Regions from separate parts of the Homo sapiens genome. Here region 2 is linked to region 1. Evidence: read pairs that join two places in POLR2A ChIA-PET (ENCODE). Cell type or tissue: K562. All regions are shown on one strand. Each heading gives the region's core, and the rest is flanking DNA. Links, peaks and the distances in the headings are about the cores only. Region 1 overlaps IBA57 (iron-sulfur cluster assembly factor IBA57). Region 2 has its middle 7.2 kb from the start of MIR4666A.

Region 1 (5,362 bases), core at 201-5,200:
CTCAAGGAGGCCCCACTGGAAAAGCCAGGCAACTTCAGGCAGATGACAGAGCCGGGACACTTTGAGCTCGAGGCACAGACCCTCATTCCAGGGGTGCATGCCCCTCATGCAGGAGACACCAGCTCTTGGTGACACAGGCCACAGGCACCCACTCCTGGCTGAGCTGGAGAGAAAACTGGCTGGGAAGCTGATCAAATGTCTCCATGCCAGTTTAAAGCAGCAGCCAGTGGGGCTGAAAAGGTTGCAGGGATGCTGGTCTGGAATCCATCCTGCGCTGGGCGCTTCCAGACCATGACCTGTCCAAGAGGGGCTGAAGGCCACCGGCTCTCAGGACCGCAGGGGTCAGGGCCACCTAGCTGTTTCCTTGCCCATAGGAGAGCTGACTGCAGCGGGTGAGGCTGGACGGCCCCTCTCTTCCCTCCAGCTGCAGCCGCTTCCTCCCGTCCATCCGCTCTACACCCTCCTCCTGGGTGATCACAAACTACACTGCAGCTCAGAGCTGCCTTTAGACCCCTGACCCCAAAACCGCCATGGCTGCAGATTTCTAGAGAGCACCTGTGGCCCCCCAGGATGGCGGCACAGGCTCCCTGCCTGCTTGGCCCTCTGTGGCCACCCTAACGTCCAGCTTGGTGGCCCAAACGCCTGCCCCCCAGGCCCTGCGCCCTGCAGCCGACAGCTCACAGCCATGGGGCTGTCCTTTGCAGACTCGGCACCCACGTGCCCAGCCTGGGCCTCTGAGGCCTCCCCTGCTGGCCTGCAGCCATGCCAAGTGCTTCATCTGGTAGGTCTGGGCGTTCTCAAAGGAGCGCTGTTCCCGGGGTCCAGTCAGCCAGATCACAAAAACTAAGCCCCCACCTCCCTCTCCCCCAAATGAAACCAGAGCTCCCAAGGGGCTGCCTGTGGCTCACTCTTTAATAGATGCCCTGAAACATAGAGCTCACACTTCAGTGGGAAGGGGGAAGCCAGTGGGTGAACAGGAGGCTGTGCCCCGTGACTGACAGCAAGTCACTCTCACTGCAAACACAGGCTATGCCAAAACCCAGCACACACAGGCAGAACTCTGCCCTGCTGGCTCCTGAGCCCTGCGCTGGCCCCCACCCCACGCTCCTGGAGGGCTCTGAGGAGGAACAGAGGTGGGGAAACATGGGAGATGGGCACAGCCTTCCACAAGCCTCCAGCATGGGATACCTAGTGGCTCATCCCTGTGTGCTTCTCGATGTGTAGACACCCACATGCCACCTGATCCAATGCCCCAGACCCCTCTAGACCACGCATAGCCCCACCCTGAGACATGCTGGAAGCAAGCACAGTGAAACAACTCCCAAAGCCCGAGCCCCAGCCTGCAGACCCTGGACACCACCCCGCTTCCAGGCACAGGGACCAACCCCCCATGAGGCTCATGCCAGGCAGAGTGGGGTACAAGGCCCGGAAGCTGCCAGTGCTGGCCAGAGACACCGTCCCGTCCTCCCAGACAACCCTGTGTGGAGCCACGATTGGGACCCGGCGCCATCTGGAGCCCAGCACTCACACGGTGGGCTCCTCTGGGGCCACAGGAAGTCCAGGGAGAAAACAACCCACGTGCCTGGGGCCCCTGAGCATGGGTGGGGCCAGGCAGGGCACCTACAAGGGGGACTTTCCCAGATGGAAACCAGGGCTCCCACCCAGTAGGCGCAGCAGACAGATGGGACGGGAAGACCCTGGACAGAGGCCAAAGGCCCCAGGCCCCAGCCTCCCCATCAGCCTGCGCCAGCCAAGGCTTCGGACTACTTGGAGACTGTAGGCCACCAGTCTGGCACAGATGCGGCTAAGGCCACCTGGGCACCCTCAGAGGCTCTGATGTGCAGAGGACCCTTGATCTTCTCTGACCACAGCAGGGCCAGCCCCACGTTGCCCTGGCCAGCCCTGAACTTGCCCACAGTCTGTCCTGAGGCAGTCAGCACCGTGGCACCAGGGGTGATGCCACTGGTGGGAAGGGGGTCCAAGAACCGGACAGGGAAGAGGCGCTTGCGGATGACGCCCATGTGGTGGGTGCGGGCCGTCAGCTCCTGGCCAATGTAGCAGCCTTTGGTGAAGCTCACGCCGTTCATGAAGGCCAGGTTGGACTCCAGGGGCAGGGCCACCCCAGGAGGCAAGTCTCGGACCCCCTCAGGAACGCCTGCAGGGATTGGAGGGGGGAAACCAGCGAGAATTGAACATCGTCCAGCTCCACCCGTGCAATCCAGCCCAGCGTGCCCACCCCACCCATACCTTGCAGGTATCGGTGCTGGTGATAATCCCACAAGTCCCCGAGCCGGCCCCCGGGCACCAGGGCTGGGCCTTCATCCTGGGTGAGGAGCCGCCACCCCATGCGTGCTGTTCGCGGGTCGCGGATGAGGATGGCGGCAGCCCCTGCCCTCTCCTGCAGCGATGCAGCCCCGCAGGCCTCAGGGGAACTGGGCAACACCGCCCACACTCGCAGCTCCGGGTGCGGCTCCACCGTGACCTTCCGCCGGATCCTGTATAGCGCGAGGTGCTTCTGCAGCGCGCCCTGCACCGAGCTGTCACACTCCAGAAGGAAGCCAGACACCTCCGAGTGTTCCTGGAGCCTGCAGGGAGAGAGGCAGGGGCGCATGGCAGCTCACCAACTGAGTGGGCCAGAAAGGGCTGCATGAGGGAGCGCGCCTTACCCGGGCAGAGGAGCACACCGTGGACCAACGCAAAGAGCTCTGCCCTCAGCCACAAGGGGCTGCGCCTTTAAGGCAAGCGCCCAGGTCACCACACGCAGGGAGCCACGCCCACAGCGAGCCACGCCCACAGCGAGCCACGCCCACAGCGAGCCACGCCCACAGCGAGCCACGCCCACAGCGAGCCACGCCCACAGCGAGCCACGCCCACAGCGAGCCACGCCCACAGCGAGCCACGCCCACAGCGAGCCACGCCCACAGCGAGCCACGCCCACAGCGAGCCACGCCCACAGCGAGCCACGCCCACAGCGAGCCACGCCCACAGCGAGCCACGCCCACAGCGAGCCACGCCCACAGCGAGCCACGCCCACAGCGAGCCACGCCCACAGCGAGCCACGCCCACAGCGAGCCACGCCCACAGCGAGCCACGCCCACAGCGAGCCACGCCCACAGCGAGCCACGCCCACAGCGAGCCACGCCCACAGCGAGCCACGCCCACAGCCACACCAGGCAGCACCTCCCAAGGCGCGCATCACAGCTAGATGCGGGCACCTTGGAGACCAGCGCAGAGTGCCGCGCCCACAGCAATGCGAGGGTGCGTGCAGACAACGCACAGCAGGCCAGGCAGGGTACACCTGGACCAGCGCATGGAAAGCCCTGCCCACAGCCGTGCGCAGCTGAGCCTCCGGAGCTCTCGTCTAAGCAGGCAAAGACGAGCTCACAGGGGCCAGCGCAGACAGACCCTGTTTGCCCAGGGACTGGCAGAACTGCAATAGCCTGCCCGAGGGCATCATCCGGAGTAGTCCCAGAGCCTAGGGCAGAAATGACAACAGTCCGCTGGATGTGGGAGCAGGGATGGGCAGGGCCCCGCAGGGGAACGGTGTGCACAGCCACTGAGAACCAGACCTGCCTGTTCCAGCCCAGGGAAGCCATCGAGGAGCCCAAGGGTCCTAAGGTGGGCAGGAGGGAGGAGCAAGGAGCCCAGGAGGTTGTCAGGGAGGTACAGCATGCCTGAGGCCCACTCTGCCCATGCCCACCACCTGCCTCCCCAAGCCAAGTCTCAGAACCCAATCGGGGCCCCAGAGCCATTCTGACCTGCACTCCAGGCAGCCCTCCTCAGAGGATTTGGGCAGGCACCACAAGAATGACCCCTGACCAGACGGATGGTGGGAAGAGGAGAGGCTGGGCAGCGTGGGGCATGTCGGGGGGGGGGGCACTAAGTGGAGACACCTGGGGTACAGCCACCTCCATGGCTGGGGTTGATTGCAGGTATGGACTGCACAGGGCTTCACAGGCTGGTGGGAGCTGAGACAGGGAGGTAGTAAGACCCCCAGAGGGCCTTCCAGAGACAAGCCCAAGAGCAGGTGGCCCAGCCCCTTCCAGCCAGGAGAGGGCTCAGTCCTTGCCAGTTGCCCAGGGCTTCAGGTGCCAAGCAGGGGCCTGCTGCCCTCATCTCTGCAGTCTCACTCTACCCTGTGGTCATGCCCACGTGCCAGCAGCCACGGAGAACGTTCACGCTCATCACCCAGAACCAGTAGGCACAGGTCTCACTGAGGACCCTGCCGCAGGGAGGGTGGGCATAGCCAGCTGTGACAGCCAGTGAATCTGGCCCACACTCCAGGACAGCGGTCACAGGACATCAAAAACAACACCCACAAGGGAGGGGAACATATGTCATTTACACACGTGGGCTAAGATGACGGGAGGAACAGCAAGGACAGCACAGAGGGGCAGCCGCAGGTGTGCCGCGGAAAGGTCACCACGCCACCAGGGAAACACAGGCGATGTGGCCCAGACAGATGCAGTGGTGAACCTGAACACTGGCCAGCATGAGGAGAAACCAGGTCACTGGCATGCTGCTGGTGGGGAGGCAAAACGGGTGGCCCTCTGGAAGACAGGGTGCAGGTCCTCACAACACCAAACAAGCAACTACTCCACGACCTGGCCCTCTCACTTCCGGGCATGGATCACTGAGAAACGAAGACTGCAGCTCACACAAAACCTGCAGCGAAAGCTCACAGCAGCCAGCTATACTGGTAACAGCCAGAAAGGGAGAATCAAGGTGCCACTACACCATGTGGGACTTCTCAGCAAGAACAGGGAGCTGGAGATGGACAGAAGTGGGTGGATCTGAGGGCACTATGGTGAGGGAAAAGGGTAAGGCTAAAAAGTGACAGGCCGATGCATCCATCTATGACACTCCTGAAATGACACGATTTTACAGCTGAGAACAGGTTTTGGGGTGTTGGGGGTGCCCATTCAGGGGCAGGAGCAGGAAGCCGCGTGGGCCTGAGAATGGCCACAGATATTCACACGTGATAAAACTGCAGTTATACACATGCGTGCACAGACGCACAAAGTAAGACACACAAATCCAGAGACCCCAGATATGCCCTGTGTGTGCAATCAGGGGAACTGGGGAGGGGTCCGTGCGATCTCTCCCACGGGTTTTGTTTTGTTTTTTTTTTTGCAACTTCCTGTGAATCTATAATTATTTCAAAATAAGAAGTGAAAAAACAACAACAACAACAACAAAAAAAAAAAACAAGGAGCTTCGCCTGCAGAGGTGTCCGAGCACTACAAGAGGAAAGGCAGCAGGCAGTCCTTTCATCCCAGCCATCTGACATCAGCGAGTTTTTAACCACGTGCATGCATATTTGTATTTTTAAAATCTATAGTGGGGTCAGCAGACAAAGATG
Region 2 (5,362 bases), core at 314-5,313, 290 kb before region 1:
GAGTCCAGTCTAGACTCAGGTTAGCTTTTTTTTTTTTTTTTGGAGGCAGTATCTTGCTTTGTCACCTACGCTGGACTGCAATGGCACGATCACAGCTCACTGCAGCCCCCTACTCCCAAGCTCAAGCGATGGCCCCGCCTCATCCTCCCAAGTAGCTGGGGGACGATAGGCGCAGGCCACCACGCCCGTTAACTTTTTAAATTTTTTTGTAGAGACGAGGTCTCGCTATGTCGTGTCACCCAAGCTGGTTTTGAACTCCTGGCCCCAAGTGATCCTCCAGCCTCCTTTGGAGGACACAGATGGACAGGGACCCGGTGGCCAGCCCATTTTCCCATCCCGGCCTGGGAAAGAAGCGTCAAATGCACTCGGGAAAATAACCCACTTCACCTAGTTAATGTCTTGGGCGGTTCTGGGAAAAGCGTTTCTGCGCAGTCCAGAGACCTGGACCTTCATCTCCAGCCTGCGCCCCACGGAGGCGGCACCGGAGCCGGCTTCCTTAGGTGTGTTGGTGACGTGCTGGGCGGGTCTGGCGGACCAGCCTCGCACCTCCTCGGGCGCAACGCGAGTGGGTTCCGTCTTGGGTTCCTGCGCGAAGGGGCAGCCCAGGCTCAGGGCATGCGGCGCCAGGGTGCTCTGCTTCACGAATGCCGGGGTACCGCAGTGCTGGGGTGCCGGACGCAAGGGTGTCAGATGGGGTGCTGCTGGGATTATAAGGGTCACCAGTTGCAGGGATGCTGGGGGTGCTGGGGTTACAGGGGTGTGGGGGCAGAGGATATGAATGCAGGGGTGCAGTGGTACCCGAGTGCAGAAGTGCAGGGGTGCCGGGAGCAGAGTTGTCAAATGGTGTGGTGCTGAGTTCACAGGGGTGCCAGGGATAGAGGGAAGCCCCGGCACCAGAGTGCAGGAGTGTTGGGATGCTGGGGCTGCAGGGGTGCCGGGGAAGATGGGTACGCAGTGCAGGGGTGCCGCGGTGCTGTGACGCCCCAATACTGAGGGGTGCAGTATCCAGTTGGTTCTAAATTCATTCTCACCCGCCTCACACCACAAACCAATTGGCTGATGCGCCTTCTCGAGCTTTCCAAAGCCACCCTTCATTCCGCTGCCTCTCTGCGACCCTCGGTTTTATTTCTGAGTTTGGAATTTGTTGTATTTCATGCACGTTTGCGCCTTAATGTTTTCTCCCCAATCTTTGCATGTCACCAAGATTTCTCGACCCCCGTGTGGCACAGGGATGAGGCTGCTTCGGGGTTTACAGGGTGGAGGAGGCCGGCTTGCGTGTTCCTCAGGGTAAATCGGGGATCAGTCCAGCTCCCCTCCCCACCCATCCCCCGGAGCCCCTCCCCCAACTCCTGCTCCCCTCCCCGCCACCCTCCCCCACCCCCCTTCCTCCCCGCATACTTCTTGTCTCCCATCTGAGAGCCCCTCCCCTCCCAACCCGCCCCACCCCGGTATCCCCCACTTGCCCACCTCCTCCTGCACTCCCCCTGCACCCCTCCTAGCCCACCGTAGGGCACCCCTCCCCGCACACTCCCCGGCTCTCCCTTCCCTGGTGGAAACCACCTCTCCTGGTTAAATAATAAATATTTATTATTTATTATTTATTACATAAAATTCCCTTATGTCTTGTGATAGGTACGTTGCCGGTTTCCATATCTTCTCCAAATGCTGCTTGAAGCCACCAGCTTCGCAGTCAGCAGCCCGTAAGATATTTAATTGCAGTACGTAAGAAGAGAAATCTGTGGTATAATATTAGCTTGGGGAAGGGAGATCACTGGCCTTGAAGAGCTTTTCGCCAAAAGCTACTGTAGGGCAGGAGCTGCTTCGCTGGGTGGACAGGGCCACCAAAGGCCGCCGTTCAGGTTACCCCAAACCTGCTGCTCAGGGAGCACGCCTCGGGTTCCCAGGCTGGTGCCCTCGCCCGGGCCTGCCTCTGTTTCACTGATTGGCTTTCATGCTCCTGCTTTGCTTCTGCATCCACACCACCTGTCGCTGGCATTTGCAGCTCTTTTCTAAGTGCTGAAATGCAATGGAAATGAGCACAAAAGCTGCTCCTGCGGACGTGGGCGCTGGGAATCAGCCGGTGTGCCTCCTCGACTTGGTCAGAGGGCCTGCCCTCTTGGGCATCAGGTCCCCGGGGGCACCGGCCTTTGTCCCCCGTGCTCCGAGCGCTGGGCTGGGGAGCTCCCAGGTGCTGGCCCGGCGCAACCCGGTGCCTTTAAGCAGGGTGGGGGCGCGCCGGGAGGAGGTTGCTCTCAGGCGCCCCAGGAGTCGCCCCTGATGGAAACGCGCCTTGGCTGTGGCAGGAGGGCCTTTGTCCATAGGATGTCAACTGGAAGCCCTGAGAAGCGCAAGGCTGCCCAAACCCTTTTTTCCTTCTTTGCAATCCTGCAAGCATTACGGGAGGCCCCAATGTTCCCTGCAGAACTCCATAGCACACCCTGTCATTTCAGCCACTCCCAGTTCCTCCGCTTTAAATCGTACAAGGTTCCCTCTAGTCCTTGAGAAGCCTGGAAGCCTGTCCTCTCTGTATCTGTAGGGTGCTGTCCCTCACACAGATCCCACTCTACCGGTGGGGTCTGGATGGAGCATGTGCATTTGCCATTGCAACGTGCAATTTTATTAAATGCTTAAAAAAATAGAGACAGGGGTCTCGCTATGTTTGCTAGGCTGGTCTTAAACTCCTGGACTCAAGGGATCCTCCTGCTTGGGTCTCTCAAAGTGCTAGGATTACAGGCCTGAGCCACCGTGCTGCACCTGTATTAAATGCTTGTTTGTAAGACTTAAAGGGACCTGGCTTCTTGGCTGGTGGGGAAAGCGCTCACTGCAGGAAGCCCTCATCCTAGTAGAGAAGCATACATCATCTAGAGCTGCACAAAAATCTAAGGTGTAAAGATGGACTGATTTCATGCATTCAGTTATTCATTCAACACATTTGTGGACTGGCTTCCAGCCCAAGTACTGTACTCTAGAACGATTAAAGAAGTGCGGGGGGCAGGGGGGAGGTGTTTATTATTTTTCTTAATCATCTAAACCTGGTCACTAAGCTAGAGGCCACTGTTTCTTTTTCTTTTTTCTTTCTCTTTCCCTGTCCTTCCCTCCCTCCGTCTCCCCAACTGTCCCTCTTCTTTCTTTACTTCCTTCTTTCTTTCTTTTCCTTCCTTCCCTCTCTTCTTTTTTCCTTCTTTTCTTCACATGAGGAAAGCTTCAAGTTTACTCCATAGTGTCCGTCTGCCAATACATCATGTTGGTCTTGATCCGAGACACTGTCTCAATTGGCTCAGGCTGTTCTAACAAAATGCTACAGAAGGGGAGACTTAAACAACAGAAATTTATCAAAGTCTTTGGGGGAAAAGAGACCTGTGTGGGAAACATAGAAAAACCCTGTCTCTACAAAAAAAAAAAAAATTAGCCAGGCATGGTGGCACGTACCTATAGTCCCAGCTACTTGGGAGGCTGAGATAGGAGGATTGCTTGAACCCAGGAGTTTGAGGCTGCAGTGAGCTATGAATCACACCACTGCACTCTGGCCTGGGCAACAGAGCAAGACCCTGTCTCAAAAAAAAAACACACACACACACACACACACACACAAAAGACATTTAATACAAACTGCACATTACAGTTACATAACACATACATTTTGTGTCGTTATTTTCCCCCAAAGAGTGCTGATTATCCAAGGCTAGTAGTCTGAGATCAGGGTGTCAGCAGGGTTGGGTTTTGTGAGGTCATTCTTACTGGTTTGCACCTAGCCATCTTCTCCCTGTGTCCTCACATGGTGCTAGAAAGCGATATCCTAAAATGAAGACCTCTGAAGCAAAAAACTTTCTCTGATCTCCTGCCTTCCTGTCTCAGTCCCATTCTCCCCCAGACTGGCCATAGAAACTAGAATACCTCTTCCCCAAGGCAGGTCATAAAAACCGCAACCCCTTTTCCCCACAGCCAGACACAAATCCTAAAAATATTACTCTAACTCCTGCCTTTCTGTGCAAATGCTGACCATAAATTCTCTGGGCCACCTTGTCTGGTTGTACGTCATAAGACTCCCATTCCACAGAGGGTCCTGTCTCATACCCAAGAGGAAGGAATGCCACGCAGAGAGGCCAAGAAGAATCTAGACAGACAGGGCTTGCTGGATGTCCCCACTCAGTGTATTAGCAGTAGATCATGCCCAATCCTATTTCTACATAGCAGTCCATATTTTGTTGAACCTAAGCATTAAAATAGACAGCTTCTTCTGTATTCATTCTGAAGGCTTTTTTGTCACACTAAACTATGATCAAATAAATGTGTATGCCTTTTCTCTTTTAATCTGTCTTTTGTCAGCTGATTTTTAGTGAATCTTCAGAGGGCAATAGGAAAGTTTTTCCTTGGGCCCTGCAGCAGAGAGAAAGAGAAAAGCAAGCTGTCTTGTGTCTCTTCTTATAAGGGCATGAATCCTACCATGCCACTCCACCCTCATGACATAATCATCCCCCAAAGGCCCCACCTTCTAACACCATCACCCTGGGGATGGGGGTTTTCAACCTAGAAATTTGGAGGGAACGCAGACATTGAGTCCCTAGCAATCACCACCCATGAGAACCAGGACTGATTTCCTGACACCACCAAGCAGCCACCATATGGTGGGCAGAGCAAATCCTAAATCTTAGTACCTGAAAGACATATTCTTACCCAAAGTCCTTAGAATGCCCACCTCCTGTCCCACTCCAAGTTTTGTTTCAAACCTTTCCACACCAGTAGGAAGCCAGGAAGCCTTAGTAAGAACCTGGTGGGAAGACCAGCATCTCACTGGGCTGGCAGGACCAAGGCAAGCAGTGCTATATATGTACATATATTAACGTTTGTTAAACCATGGTGAGGAAGGCTTCATTCAGGACGGTGGAGTAGGATTAGGACCATTGCAGTGGGATTCTGCAGCAGGGTAGAGAGATTGGGCTCAATTCTGAGTACCGCACTGACAAGTGGAAATTTATAGACAGGAGTAGGGTAGATTAGTGGATAGAACAGTATTAAGAGGAGACATCAGGGCCAAGTACGGTGGCTCATGCCTGTAATCCTAACACTTTGGGAGGCTGAGGAGGGTGGATCACTTGAGGTCAGCAGTTTGAGACCAGCCTGGCCAATATGGCAAAACCCTGTCTCCACTAAAAATACAAAACTTAGCCTAGCATGGTCAGGCATGCCTGTAATCCCAGCTACTCAGGAGGCTGAGGCAGGAAAATCATTTGAACCCGGGAGGTGGACGTTGCAGTGAACTGAGATTGTGCTACTGGGCAACAGAGCAAGATTCCATCTCAAAAAGAAGAAGAAGAAGAAGAAGAAGAAGAAGAAGAAGAAGAAGAAGAAGAAGAAGAAGAAG

Evidence for each region. ChIA-PET counts read pairs that join two places held together with the same protein. Peaks named below come from ENCODE experiments on the same cell type or tissue, not always from the same donor. Only the 100,000 strongest peaks of a DNase experiment are listed, where the experiment ranks them.
Region 2: POLR2A ChIA-PET joins it to region 1 with 5 read pairs; 19 of 35 experiments call an interaction of 5 or more read pairs at or near these places.

Annotation. Positions count from the first base shown.
Region 1 is chr1:228,171,915-228,177,276 of GRCh38, reverse strand. IBA57 (iron-sulfur cluster assembly factor IBA57) reads right to left here. Exons shown (of 3, transcript NM_001010867.4): 2 at 2,248-2,585; 3 at 1-2,155. The coding sequence ends at 1,764. Among named protein-coding and RNA genes, the nearest start is that of IBA57, 8.8 kb to the right of the region's middle. In K562, for the core only: no CTCF peak of the experiment used is centred there; DNase peaks (open chromatin) are centred at 2,720 and 3,192; H3K4me3 peaks cover 568 bases.
Region 2 is chr1:228,466,553-228,471,914 of GRCh38, reverse strand. No RefSeq gene overlaps it. Among named protein-coding and RNA genes, the nearest start is that of MIR4666A, 7.2 kb to the right of the region's middle. RefSeq lists an enhancer at 554-1,064. In K562, for the core only: no CTCF peak of the experiment used is centred there; no DNase peak of the experiment used is centred there; H3K27me3 peaks cover 1,080 bases.